2 separate regions of the Homo sapiens genome follow, and region 1 is linked to region 2. Evidence: chromatin loops called from intact Hi-C (ENCODE). Cell type or tissue: OCI-LY7. All regions are shown on one strand. Links, peaks and the distances in the headings refer to the core of each region. The heading gives the core; the rest is flanking DNA.

What was found. A loop is a pair of places that touch in the nucleus more often than their neighbours do. Peaks named below come from ENCODE experiments on the same cell type or tissue, not always from the same donor. Only the 100,000 strongest peaks of a DNase experiment are listed, where the experiment ranks them.
Region 1: it touches region 2 in a loop (4-fold over the local background); 1 of 110 quality-filtered maps calls a loop at or near these places.

What each region holds. Positions count from the first base shown.
Region 1 is chr15:33,676,537-33,680,929 of GRCh38, forward strand. All of the region lies in intron 38 of RYR3 (ryanodine receptor 3), which reads left to right. Among named protein-coding and RNA genes, the nearest start is that of CHRM5, 290 kb to the right of the region's middle. In OCI-LY7, for the core only: no CTCF peak of the experiment used is centred there; a DNase peak (open chromatin) is centred at 2,725.
Region 2 is chr15:33,550,420-33,554,803 of GRCh38, forward strand. All of the region lies in intron 10 of RYR3 (ryanodine receptor 3), which reads left to right. Among named protein-coding and RNA genes, the nearest start is that of RYR3, 240 kb to the left of the region's middle. In OCI-LY7, for the core only: no CTCF peak of the experiment used is centred there; no DNase peak of the experiment used is centred there.

The DNA of each region.
Region 1 (4,393 bases), core at 232-4,231, 130 kb after region 2:
CATTATAGTCGCCTGAGAGATGGTCAAGTGCATAATGGACATGCAGATGGGGTCAGTGTGGGAACAAGGGCAGAACTTTACTTTTATTTAGCTCCATAGAGGTTGCAAGAAGATTTTTTCCACACAGTCTGATTTGCCTTGACACCCTGCATGGCAAACAAAACAGATATCATTAGTCCTAGCTTAGAGATGAGGAAACGGGGACTCCGAGGTGTTAAGCAACTTGCCTACCTCACAGGTGGCAAAGCAGGCATAAAAACTCATTGTATTGGGCTCCTGGAATGGTGCTTCACAGTAATCGATGCTTAAAAAGTATTCTGTGATCTGTTGAATCAATCATTGTCAGGCCCTCTCTTTTGGTAGCCTGTGCTTTAGTGATGGGGAAGAGAGTTTGGTTCTCAGGAGAGAGAAAGTCGAACACTTAATTGAGTACCTCCTTTGTGCCCGGTACTGCGCTTGGCACTTCACCTTACCTCGTTTGATTTTATTCTCGCAACAAGCAACCAAGTATAGTGACCTCTAGGCTCCCATTTTATGCACTAGGCAACTAAGCCTGAGGGTAGAAAAATAATTCGGACAAAGTCTTGCAACAAGTAAGAAAAAGGCCAAGATCTGAATTGCATTCCGTATCCCGGACCCACACTCTTTCCAGAGCACCGGGCAGGGATGCCTGGAAAGGGGGCCATGGGGATGGAGAGAGGGGGATAGGGAAGCATGGATGTTTAGGGTACATGGCCAGTGGCTTGCCTCATAATCACTTATTCTCTATATTGAAACTAAAAAGCAATTCGATGACTTTCCCAGCTGAGTGAAGACAGAGGCCCGAGGTCCCTGAGTCCTTCGCTGTGCCATCTCTGCCTCATCTTTATTTCAGAGGCATCTCTCCCTAACACATCAGCAGACGCCCTCTGTCCTCACTGTGCTCTTTTCCCCACCATCATCATCGGTCATTTAATCGCCTACATGTATTGAAAAACTGATTATGAGGCTGGTTGACAGATTTCAAAAACAGGCTAATTATCTTAGTCTGATGGATGAAACCCCTTGGGACTCTAGAGCAGGACTGGCAGAATCAGGCTGCAAACACAGTCTTACTGGCTTGCAGGGCTGCCTCTGTCAGATATGGGTATCTGTATCTGTCTGGCTAGGGAAGCAGTTCTGGGAGTGAAGCATTTTGCTTCTGCTCTTGTCTCCATCCTTAGAGATGTGGAGGCTCTGCTCAAGGTAGAAAACCACAGACGGAGGGAAATTTAGAAACAGATTTAGCAGAAATACACACCTGTCACGAGCCTATCTAGACACAGCCTGTCCTGAGAGCCAAGCTCTGTGGGCCAGTATGACTGGGGCAGTTTTGTGGGATTCACAGCCAATCACGGATAGAGTCAGGAGGCTCCATATCCACTACGCCTTCTGGACACCACCTATTTATAGGAACTTAGATTTGTTTATTCAATTGAAGCGTTGCTTTGCCTAAAGAAACCATAAAGTGAGGCTTGGGTTAAGAAGGGCCATCATCGTTGGGGAAATTCCGTCCATGCCACACCTGTCTTGTCAGTTTTTACATGGTAATGATGAGGATTGAATGATCATTCAGGCACAGTAATAAAGAGTCGGACACAGGAAGCTCTTAGTAAATGTTGGCTATACTATTTGATATGGTTTGGCTCTGTGTCCCCACACAAATCTCATGTCGAATTGTAATCCCCACGTGTTGAAGCAGGGGCCTGGTGGGAGATGACTGAATCATGGGGGGGAGACTTCCCCCATGCTGTTCTCATAATAGAGTTCCCACAAGATCTGGTTGTTTGAAAGTGTATAGTTCTTCCCCCTTCATACGCACTCTCTCTCTCCTGCTCTGCCATGATAAGATGTGCTTGCTTCCCCTCTGCCTTCCACCACAATTGTAAGTTTTCTGAGGCCTCCCAGCCATGCTTCCTGTACAGCCTGCAGAATTGTGAGTCAATTAAACCTCTCTTCTTCATAAATTATGCAATCTCAGGTAGTTCTTTATAGCAGTGTGAGAATGGACTAATACATTATGATAATGAGAGGTAGGATGTTCTAGAAGGCAGTTTGAACTTTTATTCTTCAGCCAAGGAAGCCGATATAGAAAGATAGAAGTGTACATACCCAAAAATTAAATACAGACCTGAGATGTGTCCTGCTGTTTCCTGTGGAGCCTGGGGCCAGCCCTATACCATCACGCGCCTCGAGGGGTCTGACAGCCAGTGCCTGTTCCTGTGCCCTGATAACATGCTGTAAACAGAGCAGTTCTTCTTATCACCCAAGAACAATGCTCCGGGTTATCTTCACAGGTTTTTCCTTTGACTGCAGAGAGCCTTGTAACTTTATTCTGAGTAATCACAACATCCTTGTTCTAGCAAAATGAGGCCAAAATGGTACCTACTGCACAACCTGGGCCAGAGAGGCCCTGGGGAAGCACAGAGAAATTTGCATGATGAATTCTTCAAAAGTCCTCTTGAAGTCCATGGATTTAACTTTTTCCCTGACCTTCTCTGCTAATAAGTAGTAGATACTTGATGACTTTGTAATTCAGATCAGACTTTTGGCCTAGAGGATGCTCTAGGGCACAGACCACAGAGGGCATGAGTTCCCCTCCCCCCCGCCCCCTGTAAATCTTCCCTACTAAATCTAGAGGGTGTTATTGCATCACCTGACCCCTGACACAGGAAGCTTCATTTCTCTGCCAGCAATCAGGACAGTCATCAAAAAGGCCATCAAGTTGCCACAGCTCATCTCCTCGCTGTAAATGTTTAGTGATGTGCAGTGATGCTTTGATAATGGCCACTTACTCACCATAGTGAGTAACCACTGGAATTTTGAGATTTTATTTCTTCATCCTCAGGTTTTACTGTTAGGAAAAGCAAGCTGGGTACCATCAAAATAGGGCATTAAAATGTGGTGGTAAAATTCTTGATGCTCATTAATTTAACCCAATGAAGCCAAAGGCTTTCATTTGCCATTTTAGTAAACTGACACAACCCTTTCAAGAGCTCCATGGGTCAGATAGAAATAGAACCATGGAATATTAAGCCACAAGTGACTTGACTTCATAGAAGGGCACAGAGACACAGAGAGGTAGGTGACTTGCCCAAGGTCACATAGCCAGAACTAGAACAAAGGACTCTTATTCCCTGACCAGTACTCTTGTTCCCATACCACACTTACATTCATTTTCTTCAACATAAATTTTGTATTGCTAATTTCATTTTATTGGTGAAGAAATCAAGGCTCTGGGAAAATGAGTAATCTGCCCAGCTGAGAGTCAGAAAAAGAACTAAAGCTTTATGATTTGGGAGATTTTATTTCTGAATCCATTTTATGGTTTATTAAAAGAGCATCATCTAGATATTATAATATAAAGTTAAAGCATTAATAAAGATAACTGTTTTTCTGAGTTTTATGGAGCTATTGAGAGTAAACAGCTCTCAGATGGTCAGGTAGATGTGCTTAGATTCCAGCAGCATGGGTTTGAATCCAAACTCTGACATTCACTAATTGATTGTAATATTAGGCAACTTCCTTAACCTCTGTATATTTCAGTTTCTCTATATGAAAAATGAGAATAATAGTAGCTCCTATCCTGCTGAGTGGGGGCTAGGGAATATAAGGATTAAATAAAATAGTGCTCAGCTGGATGTCCTGGTACTTGGAAGTTTGTATACCTCAGCTTCTGAAATGAGTATACAAAGCATAGATCATAAGAACTTCATCTCCACATTTATCTTTTCAGATGCGTTCAGCAAACGAGCAACAGGAAGCCCAACTCAGGTAGAATAGCCATTAACAGATTTCACTGGCTGACATCTGTGAGTTTAGCGATGGAGCCAGCCAAGGACTGAGTTCATCCAGTGGCTCTGCTCACTCTCCAGGCAGTCATCTTGCTTCTTGTTCCAGCTTTGCCCTCGAGCTGGCAGAAAGATGGTGGCTGCAGTTCTGGGCCTCATATCCGTGCACTACAGTGTCCAAGGGAAAAGTGAGAAAGTTTATCCTGCCCTGGTATTGCAAGCAAGGATCCCGAGATCACTTTTGATTACAAAAACTTGGTCACAGGCCAATTCGTGTACCAGAGTGTGACCTAGAAAATGGAACATGCTAGTTGACTTAAGTCAACAGGGTCTATTTTTGAAATAAGTTTGGGTCATTTTACATTCCTGAGGAGCATAGGCTGTAAGTTGGAGAGGCAGAAAACTGTGCAAAAGCAGGGTTCTGTTAAGAAGGAAGAAGAGACAAACGGGTGCTATGTATGTGGTCAGTAATATTCATTATGCATGATGGTTACATCTTCAGCGTCTTTAATTTATTCAGGGGTAAATGTTGACATGCAGCCGGTTCTGGCTCGTGATTTTCAGAGGGAGAACAGGGCAAAAAG
Region 2 (4,384 bases), core at 1-4,000:
AAATTGGAAATTTGCCCTAAGATAGATAAACACTTTCTTCTTTTATCTTTTGAATTGAGTTCATGGAGGAATATGTACCTTGGATGAAGGTTGAAGTCTTGAGCAAAAGGAGAGTGTGGAAAGTCCTGGAAAGTGCAAGGAGCATAGGAATGGACAGTGTTGCTCAAAGGCTAACGGAAACTATTGTTGTTGTTTAATGCATTCTGAGTTGTCTTTGATAAATTCCAAGTTATATTCTTCACTCCTTTAAAGCAATAGTAACATGGAGGCATGAGTTTCAGAGCTACATTTGTTTAAATAAAAAGGTAATTTGTTAAACAAAAAAAAGATTTAAATGTAAAAAGCATGAGTTTCAGTGCTATATTTGTTTAAATTTTTTTAATGATGCAGAGAAGACATTCTGGACATAACATTATCTTGCAGTTATTAATATCTATATGATAAAATTTACTAGTACCTTCCTCGTTCTTTTCCTTAACTATCCCTACTCCCCACATCTCTTAGTTTTCTCCCATCCATCCCAAACCTTCATTAAGGATGGATCCTCTGGTAGTTAGGTTAACCTCGAATTAATTGCTTTACCATTTGATGTGTATGTAGACAACTATTCTTTTTTAGAAACCGCCTCCTTTAAGGTTCAGCCAAGCTTCTACTCTGTCTAACTCAGTGCTGGATCTAGCTGAACGGTCAGAATTGCATGCTGAGCTAACTTCTGACAGACAGTTGGATGGTCTGTCACTTTATGAGTGTTCTGGAAAGATCATCCAAGCATGAGAAGGGCTCTGCACAGATGCTTGCACAGTTAGCAGGAAGTCTGCACTTCCTAAGAGTATAGCTCAATATCTCCTTTGGGAGCGTCACCTTTAGTTTCATTCTTTGCTCTTTTCCAGAAATAAATCTTGATATGTGTTCTCACCATGACTTCACTCAAGGGTTGTTGAGGATTCTGTTCATCTAGGACTAGGTGTGAGGCTGACAGCTGAATTTTCTGTGGGGCATCTCTGCTTCCTAATGCACCTGAAGAAGATAGTCAGCACTGTCCCCTTCTTTGGTGCAGGGGTTCGGAGTCTGTTTTCTCCCTCATTTTGTGCTCCTGTGGTCTTTTTAGGCAGAGAAACTCTTTGGCATGTAGTTTTTTCTCTTTAATATTGCCCTATATCAGAATTGGGCTTTTTTCATATCTTTATTTCAAATATTAAAAGACATGAGCTTCCTGTTCACATCTTCCTAACCGTCTCTCAAATGTCATCTTCCTTCTGCTTCTCTTCCAATGGCTATTGACTCTGATTTCATTCTGGTTTTCTGAGCATATCTTCCTCACTTTGCTATCATTTTTTTTTAGATTCCCAGCACAAGAGGGATTCTTTAAATTCAAATTTATATCTATTTAGTGAATATTTTTGCCTCCAGGAAGTGATTTAGAGCAGTGCAACTTTCTGAAAGATTCAGTGAAACAAAGCAACAGGAAAGTCGTAAGAACAGAGACTGGGACATGGAGTGGGAGCTGAAGGTGGGCGGCAGTAGAAGAGGGAGGTGGAAAATAAGAAATGACTCATCGTGGCTAATGACCAAGCAAGTGTTTTCCTAAGAATGCCAGTTTGGCCCTTTCCTTATTTGAGCCTTCTACCCCCTTTCTCCTTGACCCACTCGGGATATGCTGCCAGGGTTAGAGCAATGACCTCGAGGTCTTTACCATTTCAAAAAGGGGCTTTTCTTCCAGCACAGGATCAGGCGGCCTTCCAGGCAGCTGGCAGGATCCTGTTCCAAGGGGACTCTTCCATTATATTCCATTCTTGGCTCAGCCTTGTGGAGCATGGGTCAGCACTGTGCTGTGGTCTCTGGGGGAAGCAAGGAAAGCTCAGAGCCCCATAGAGACCTTGTAACACTCCTTCCACTTGGCATCACTTCTGGCCTCTGAATACATTTCCCTTCAAAGGGTCCATTGCTCATCTCCCCAAGTTCCTCCATTTCCACGTATGGAGAAGCAAGCAGCGCATGGGTGGAAAGTCGTCATGGTACCACGGGGGCCATCGGCATAGCAGAGCTGGGGGCAAAAGTCACCCATGAGTCACATTGTCCTGTGCACTTGGCAATGTGGTTACATTTCACTGGAGTCACTATGCTAGAGATTTTAAATAAGTCTCCATGCGGTAGTATTCAACCTAGCTACCTTCATTTCAATTTGAAAGGAACTGAAATTAAAATGGCTTAGGCTCTATGGCAGGCCAAGATATGGCTGTGTTCCCACTGGATGTCAGGGTTTCTTTGGGACGTTGTGTGGGCAGGGCTTTGGCACCTTAGACTGTGAAGCTGCACAATAAGGAAGAGCATGTGGAGAACACATAACTGTCATACACCATCCAAATAACTGTGGGGGAAGGGCGGTAGAAAGGCCCTGATTTTCCTGGGCTTCCATGTGCCTGCTTAGTAAGCATATTCTTGCCTTGCTTGGCACGGGCTTTCCTTAAATGCATTCTCTGTGCTTCCCCTCCCTGGGCGCTAGTGACAATACCCAGCAGAAAGAGGTTTGGGGCTCTGTTTCTCAACAATGTAAGGGCACTGAATCATCTCGCCAGCCCTTGCCTGCTACAGGTGTTATGTGACAGAGTAGGTGGCAAATGGTAGCCTGAGATAGCGGTTCAGGATCTGTGTGGTGGCATAGGAGTTGGGAAGGCTGAGGGAGTGGTGGAGACAGTCATCTGTTTTCTATGGGACTGGGGCAGAGGGCGAGGAAGCAGGGTATTCATCTGATCCTTTCCATATGTTGGAGAATCTGAAAAAGGAGAAAAAGAGGCTCTTGGGAAGAGCACTGCTGGGGCTTTAGTCATGTGTTTTGGGAGGACACTGGGTGTGCTGGGCCGTGAGTCATTTGGTAATGACGAGCTTCCCAGTCCACATTTTCTGTCAGGTTGCATTAGCTTGTGACAGTTATGACTACTAAATTAGGGGCCACTGGACAGCTGCAGGTGCGTGCTAACATCCTTAGCAGCCTGCCATTAGCAGGAAGATGGCAGGTGCCCCAGTGCATCTTGTATGTGCATAAGATGGAGGTGTGATTGAGCCTTGCTGAAAGGTGACCAAGTCCAAGAACCAACCAGCTGCAGTTATTGGCCGGGCCTGGCTCAAATGGAATCAGACTGAAGACTTTGAGCAGGCTATACAAATCACATAGAATAAGGAGCAAGGAGCAGGATGTGATCTTGATCAAGGTCCTCCTTCCCCCAACTTCAGCAGCTGATGCAACTCAAATTGGAGAGCTAGGATGTAGTATTACTTCCAAAATACAGCATCCCAGCCTTATCCCTTTGATCTGAGAGTGGTGTTGTGTAAGACAAAGCCTGGCTTCAAAGTTAGCCTAGATCGGGCCTTGATTCTCATCTGCTCTCTGTGAGACCTGGAACACAATTCTTCATCAATTTGCACCTCATTTGAAGTCTGTCATAAAAGATCATTCAGACCTGACTGCTGCCTGCCCTTCCATTGCGTCTCTTGCCACTTGCCTGAGGTTGCCTTGAGCTCCGGCATACTATTTATCAGTCTTGGAACATATTTGTTTTTTTCTAACCACCACCAAACTTGTGCCTGAACGCCTTTTGCCCCTCTGCACTCTACCACAGTGAGCGCCTTCTCATGCTTTCAGGCGAGTGTCAAGTGCTCTTTGTGAGAGGAAAACCTGCTCATGCATTATTAAGGCCATCACTTCCTTGACTGGGAGGCCCTGGATGACAAGGACCACACATACCCCACCCTGCTTTATTTTTGCATCCCAGAACGTCTTGTAGTAAGTTTGAAAAATGCTTGCTGAAGGGTTACATCAGTGTGGTCATACCTTGAAATAGAGTGAAATCCATTTCATTCTAACCTCCATTATCTTTTTTTTTTTTTTTTTTTTTGAGGTGGAGTCTCGTTCTGTTGCCCAGGCTGGAGGTACAGTGGTGCGATCTCGACTCACTGCAAGCTCCGCCTCCCGGCTTCACGCCATTCTCCTGCCTCAGCCTCCCGAGTAGCTGGGACTACAGGCACCCACCACCACACCGGGCTAATTTTTTTGTATTTTTAGTAGAGACGGGGTTTCACTATGTTAGCCAGGACGGTCTCGATCTCCTGACCTCGTGATCCGCCCGCCTCGGCCTCCCAAAGTGCTGGGATTACAGGCGTGAGCCACTGTGCCTGGCCAACCTCCATTATCTTTACAGAAACATCCTGCCATCCTTGTGTAATCATTTTGCTACTGTAATCTCTTCCCAGTACACACCCAATGAGAGAGATTCATTTTATTTTGAACATCTAAGTCAAATTTCTATGAACTTGATTTCACATCATTTTTCCATGGTCTTGACATTGCAAGGCCATTCCCACAAGGATTTCAGATAATGTGATTTAA